Linked DNA regions of Homo sapiens: region 1 is linked to region 2. The links are chromatin loops, found by intact Hi-C in ENCODE. Cell type or tissue: mammary epithelial cell. All regions are shown on one strand. Each heading gives the region's core, and the rest is flanking DNA. Links, peaks and the distances in the headings are about the cores only. Region 1 overlaps LHFPL3-AS2 (LHFPL3 antisense RNA 2). Region 2 overlaps KMT2E (lysine methyltransferase 2E (inactive)).

Region 1 (2,920 bases), core at 237-2,736, 120 kb before region 2:
TATACTCAGAGTAAGTAATCTTATGTGTAAAAGCAGCCAGGGAAAAACAAAATCAAAATGTCCCTTCCCCAAAACCCTTCTAGGAAACAGTCATCTTGTGAAAAAACAAAGTTTTGGCCCAGTGTTTTGAAAATATCTTACAGTGAGGCATACATTTTTTAAAAATGTATAACCCAAATTTATTACTTATTTATTGCTACATAACAAGTCACTTCCAAACACTGTGCTGTAAAACAACAGTCTTACTATCTGTCACATTTTCTGTGGGCCAGGAATTCAAACAGAGCACAGTGGAGATGGCTAATCTCCTCCAGAATGTCTGGAACTTCAACCAAAAAACTTGAAGGCTGGAGGCTGGAATAGGCTGATGGCTTCTTCATGTACATGCCTAACAGTTCATACTGGCTGTTGACTAAGGGCCAGCAGCATCACCCACACCTGGCCTCACTATGTGGCCTGGGCTTCCTCACAACATGGCAGCTGGGATCAAAAGGCAAGCATCAGCAGCGTGCAGTAGCACATGTCTGTAATCCCAGCGCTTTGGAAGGTCAAGGCAGGAGAATCACTTGAGCCCAGGAGTTTGAGACCAGTCTGGGCAACATAGTGAGACACTGTCTCTACAAAAAATTTAAAAATTATCCAGGTGTGGTGGCACACACCTGTAGTCCCAGAAACTCAGGAGGCTGAGGTGGGAGAGATTGCTTGAGGCCAGGAGGTTGAGGCTACAGTGAGCCCTGATTTCACCACTGCACTTCAGCCCGGGGAACAGAGCAAAACTCTGTCTCAAAACAGGGGGAAAAAAGGGAGGAAAAAAAGTATTCCAAGACAGAACCAGAGAAAAAAGTATTGCCTTTTATGACCTCACTCTGGAAATCATTCAGCATCCCTTTGGCCATGTTCCATCACTTGGTGCGGTTACAAAGATCTGTCTAAATTCCTTAGAAAGGAAGGAGACATACACCCCACCTCTCATGACACAGCGTAGAAAGAGCATGTAGGATGTGATATGTAGCTACATATTGGTGTAGCCAACTTTGGAAAACACAGTTTGCCACATTGTGCTTTATCTCAGTTAATCCTCACCCCCAAAAGAAACTGTATGCTATTACTATTTTACAGTAAAGGAAATGAAAGCTCAGAGAAGTGAAATAACTTTCCAAAGTCACACACTTAGTAAATGGCAGAGTAGAGATTCTGACTCCAGTGTCGAAGTCCTTGATCCCCAACCTGCTCTTCCTGCCATAGGTCACATTGCCTTATCTACAATTACAGAAGCTGGAAGTTCAAGTTCCAGGTCTCCTTATAAATATGTACAAGTTCTTAGAAGAAAAATAAATATAGAGGCATTGGATTCTCTGCTCCTTCTATACTCAGGGCTGCAGCTTCAGAGTAGACTTTATAGAAATATTCTATTAGGCCCAACAGTACCAAGTACATTCACAGCCCAGGGGAGACATCAGTGGGCTTCATATGCCGCCAAAGAATAAGCCCAAAAGTACCTGCAAAATGGCCAGTGCACTTGGCACTGTTAGTTGCCACCATTTGGACCTTATCCAATTGACCCTAAAATTGGCCCAAGTACTTGTGGTAGCCAACTTCCACAAGGTGGCCCCAGCGATCTTTACCTCTGGGTATTCACACCCTTGTGTAATCTCCTCCCACACTCTGTCAAAGTCGGTCTGTGTGACCAACAGCATAAGGCAGAAAATGGTGTATTACTTCCAATATTTGGTTTTAAGATACCATGACTTCCATCATGGGCTCTCTCATCACTCACAAGGGAAGCCAGTCGCCATGTTGTGAGGACAGGCAGGCAGCCCATGGAAAGGCCTGGAAAGCAAGGAACTGACACCCTAGCCAACAGCCAGCAAAGAACTGAGGCCTGCCAACAACCATTTGAGTGAGTTTATACACAGATTTTCCAGCCCCGGTCAATCCTTGAGATGACCACAACCCCAGTGAACAGCCTGGCTGCAACTTCATGAAAGACTGCCTCAGAGCTACCCAGCTAAGCTGGTCCCAGATTCCCTGACCCTCAGAATAAATGTTTATTGTTTAATGTTTACATTTAATGTTATCAATAAACCGATACCTTTAGGGGTCATTTGTTACATAGTAATGGATAACTAACAGAGTATTGAATTTAAAATCATGATTATCTGTTAGTAGAAAGAGTTGGGGCTTTGGAGACAAGCACACTGCCTTTAAATCCTGATTCCACCACTCCCTGGGTGAATAGCATGGACTCTCTGAGCCTCAGTTTCCTCATAAGAATGGGGATGATAAATTTATTCTCAAGACTGAGGATCAAAGGAAAGAAGTTAGAACAGGGAATATTCCTCTTCTTCCTTCTCAACATTTAATTTTTTAATTTTATTTATATTTATATTTTATTTTATTTTATTTTTGAGACGGAGTCTCACTCTTTCGCCCAGGCTGGAGTCAAGTGGCACAATCTCAGCTAAATGCAACCTCCTCGCCTTGGATTCAAGCGATTCTCCTGCCTCAGCCTCCCGAGTATCTGGGATTACAGGCACCCGACACCACACCCAGCTAGTTTTTGTATTTTTAGTAGAGACGTGGTTTCACCGTGTTGGCCAGGGTGGTCTCAAACTCCTGACCTCAGGTGATCCATCGCCTCGGCCTCCTAAAGTGCTATGATTACAGGCGTGAGCCACCACGCCCAGACCCTTCTCAACATTTTAAAACCGGAGTGAGGAATTGCCTCAGAGCAAGCACAACTTGCTCTGGTGATAATAATAATTGTACAACCAACTTCACTTATACTTTTATTCTTTCTATAGACACATTAGAAAGAGTGTAGCATTAATAGTAACATATCATGTATGTTTAAATCCTGTTATGCAGAAATGATAAACCAAAAAATCTGCTTATAGTATAAGAAAATAGTTACATTATT
Region 2 (2,920 bases), core at 330-2,829:
TAATAGACAATTGCACACTGCTTTTCAATATTTCAGGTATTACATTACAGAGACAAGGATAATGACTGTTGCTGTTTTCTAATTTATAGGATTATCTATATTGGTTTTGTTCCTGAGTTGCACCTGTATAATTTTTGAAAAGACTTTGAGTAGATATTTTATAAACATACCTGTAGCCACTGTTATGTAGTGAATTTAAATTAGAAAAATTGATGTTGAAGCTAAGTATCTTTTAGTTGCTATTGTAAATTTGTTTAAAAAAAAACTTCATTAGTTTTTTCTACTAATTGAGTTAGGGAATATTAACTCTTTAATAACTGAACAATATTAATGGAAGAAAAAGAGAACTCCTTCAACAGTATACCTAGATTTACCTGTTATAGAAAATGACAACTACTGTACAGTAATCAAATTTTTACAAATAACATAGTTTCCCTTACATACAGATGCAAACAGTAGAGTAGAATTGGTTCAGATCCTGGTTTCATCTCTTAAGTGGAGTAGCCTTGATTAAGTTATTTTTAAACCATGTGTTGCTGGAGGAGAGCTACCAGATTACTAATTATTATAATATGAAAATATACAATAATAGACAATTACACAGTGCTTTTCGGTATTAGCCTGTTTTGGTTTTCTTTTCCTCAGTGGTAAAATGGAGATACCTACCTTAGAATTAGGAGGATTAAATAGACCATCCATGTAAAAAGCTGATTATGGTGCTTAGTCCATAGTAAGTACTCAGTATTTGGTAGTATATTGTTAGATCACTCACTGAACAAAGAAGACTTATTTTTGCATACTGGCACTTTAAGAAATTACATTTTATCTTTTAAAATGAATAATTTTTGGTTCTTCACTAAATATGCCGTAGTAATCTTCTTGTGGCATTCTAAATTCATTCCCTCAGAAAGATTGTGATTTAGAAACTTTTCTTTTGATCATGATCACATAACTCAATTCCAGAAAAATTAATGAGAGAGACTCTAAGCAAATTTCAATTTATATTGAGATTTTAATAAAGAATGTTTTCTTCATGTTATTTTACTTACTGTTATAGTGTGACTGTTGCTTTTTTGTCTCCTTTTCTTTTAAACAGGGTTTGTGGATGCACTTAGATGTTTGCAATGAGCACTGTGGCTGGCATGCCCCAGTGTTTTGGATACCAATGCATAGGACTCCATAGTAATCGAATTTACCAGAGGCGAACGTCATGAGCATAGTGATCCCATTGGGGGTTGATACAGCAGAGACGTCATACTTGGAAATGGCTGCAGGTTCAGAGTAAGTATTTAAATTGGTTACATAAGCAAAAAAAAAAAAAAAACCCTTCTGGAGCTAGAAAGTAGGAAGAAGTATAAGTGGAAAATATTAAATTTCTTCTTTCCTAGCCATTTTTTAAAGTAAAAAAAAAAAAAGCGAAGTTACCTTTCTTTCTCAAACACTGAGAACGTGATTGCTATCTTTGTTTTCCTTTTAAATAGCATTACCACTAATATTCATTATTGGATTGAGGTATTGACATGACTTATTTTGACTCCAAATTTCTGAGAAGCGATACATTTTTTACCAACTGTATTTTCCTATAGTATTTGATATTGTTATTCCAGTGTCACTAGAGCCACCTGCTGACAGGAGTCATTAATTTGTTGGTGCTTGGGTTCCCCCCACCCCCAGCAACAGATGGAGTTTTGCTGTGTCTCCCAGGCTGGAATGCAGTGGCTCTATCTCAGCTCATTGCAACCTCTGCCTCCCGGGTTCAAGCAATTCTCCTGCCTCAGCCTCCCGAGTAGCTGTATTACAGGCGTGTGTCACCACGCCCAGCTAATTTTTGTGTTTTTAGTAGAGATGGGGTTTCATCATTTTGGCTAGGCTGGTCTCGAACTCCTGACCTCGTGATCCACTCTCCTCGGACTCCCAAAGTGTTGGGATTACAGGCATGAACCACTGCGCTCAGCCGGTGCTCGGGTATTTTTAGTTTGAATTTGTATAATTGAAGATTCTAAAATATTTTGTATATAATGAAACATTTTCAGAAACTTTTTACTTGTTCTTTTTTCATCCAGTGCTTAACATTTTTGCTTGTGATTTCTTGACACTTAATCGACTATGAAGAAACTATTTTTTTTTCTGCTGCTTTTAAAGTGAGTGTTGATTTGTTTGTACTAATTGGAGGTGCTTTCATTTAAGCGTGGCTTTGTTTTTGTATTCAAAAGCCTGCTTTAAAGTACTGTCCTTGCATTGTTTACAACTGTTCTTTTTTTGTTGTTTGTTTTGTGACAGAGTCTCACTCTGTCATCCAGGCTGGAGTGCAGTAGGGCAGTCTCAGCTCACTGCAACCTCCAGGCTCAAGGGATTCTCATGTCTTAGCCTCCTGAGTAGCTGGGATTACAGGTGCATGCCACCACACCCAGCTAATTTTTGTATTTTTAGTAGAGACAGGGTTTCACCACATTGACCAGGCTGGCCTCGAACTCCTGGGCTCAAGCGATCTGCCCACCTTGGCCCCCCAAAGTGCTGGGATTACAGGCATGAACCACCATGCCCAGCCATGTTTACAGCTGTTCTTAGGGTAATGCTGAATTTTTCATTTGTTTCGTACTTAATCATAAACAATTTTTTCTTATAATTTTTTTCACTTGTAATACATACAGAGCTCATTGTATTCATATAATGTTCTGTAAGTGTTAAGCAGCTCCCCTACTTTGAGCAATGTGTTTTATATAAAATATCTTAATCATCCCAGCAAAAAGGCAGGTATTATTTTCATTTTATAAGAAATGCAGCTCAAGGAGATTAACACATTTGCCTATGGCCACATAATTAATAAAAGGTAGAGTTAGGTTTGAACCCAGAGTTGCTTGGCTCCAGATTCATGCTGCCACATAGGTCAGAAGAGTCACATTTAGTTAATAGAGGAGTA

The links. Peaks named below come from ENCODE experiments on the same cell type or tissue, not always from the same donor. Only the 100,000 strongest peaks of a DNase experiment are listed, where the experiment ranks them.
Region 1: a loop joins it to region 2, with 14 times the contacts of the local background. A loop is called at or near these places in 23 of 110 quality-filtered maps.

Annotation. Positions count from the first base shown.
Region 1 is chr7:104,921,449-104,924,368 of GRCh38, forward strand. The region is part of intron 1 of LHFPL3-AS2 (LHFPL3 antisense RNA 2); the gene reads right to left. Among named protein-coding and RNA genes, the nearest start is that of LHFPL3-AS2, 3.7 kb to the right of the region's middle. In mammary epithelial cell, for the core only: a CTCF peak has its summit at 1,606 (motif pointing right); a DNase peak (open chromatin) is centred at 1,623; H3K27ac peaks cover 280 bases.
Region 2 is chr7:105,039,743-105,042,662 of GRCh38, forward strand. It overlaps KMT2E (lysine methyltransferase 2E (inactive)), which reads left to right. Exons shown (of 27, transcript NM_182931.3): 3 at 1,097-1,281. The coding sequence starts at 1,211. Among named protein-coding and RNA genes, the nearest start is that of KMT2E, 27 kb to the left of the region's middle. In mammary epithelial cell, for the core only: no CTCF peak of the experiment used is centred there; no DNase peak of the experiment used is centred there.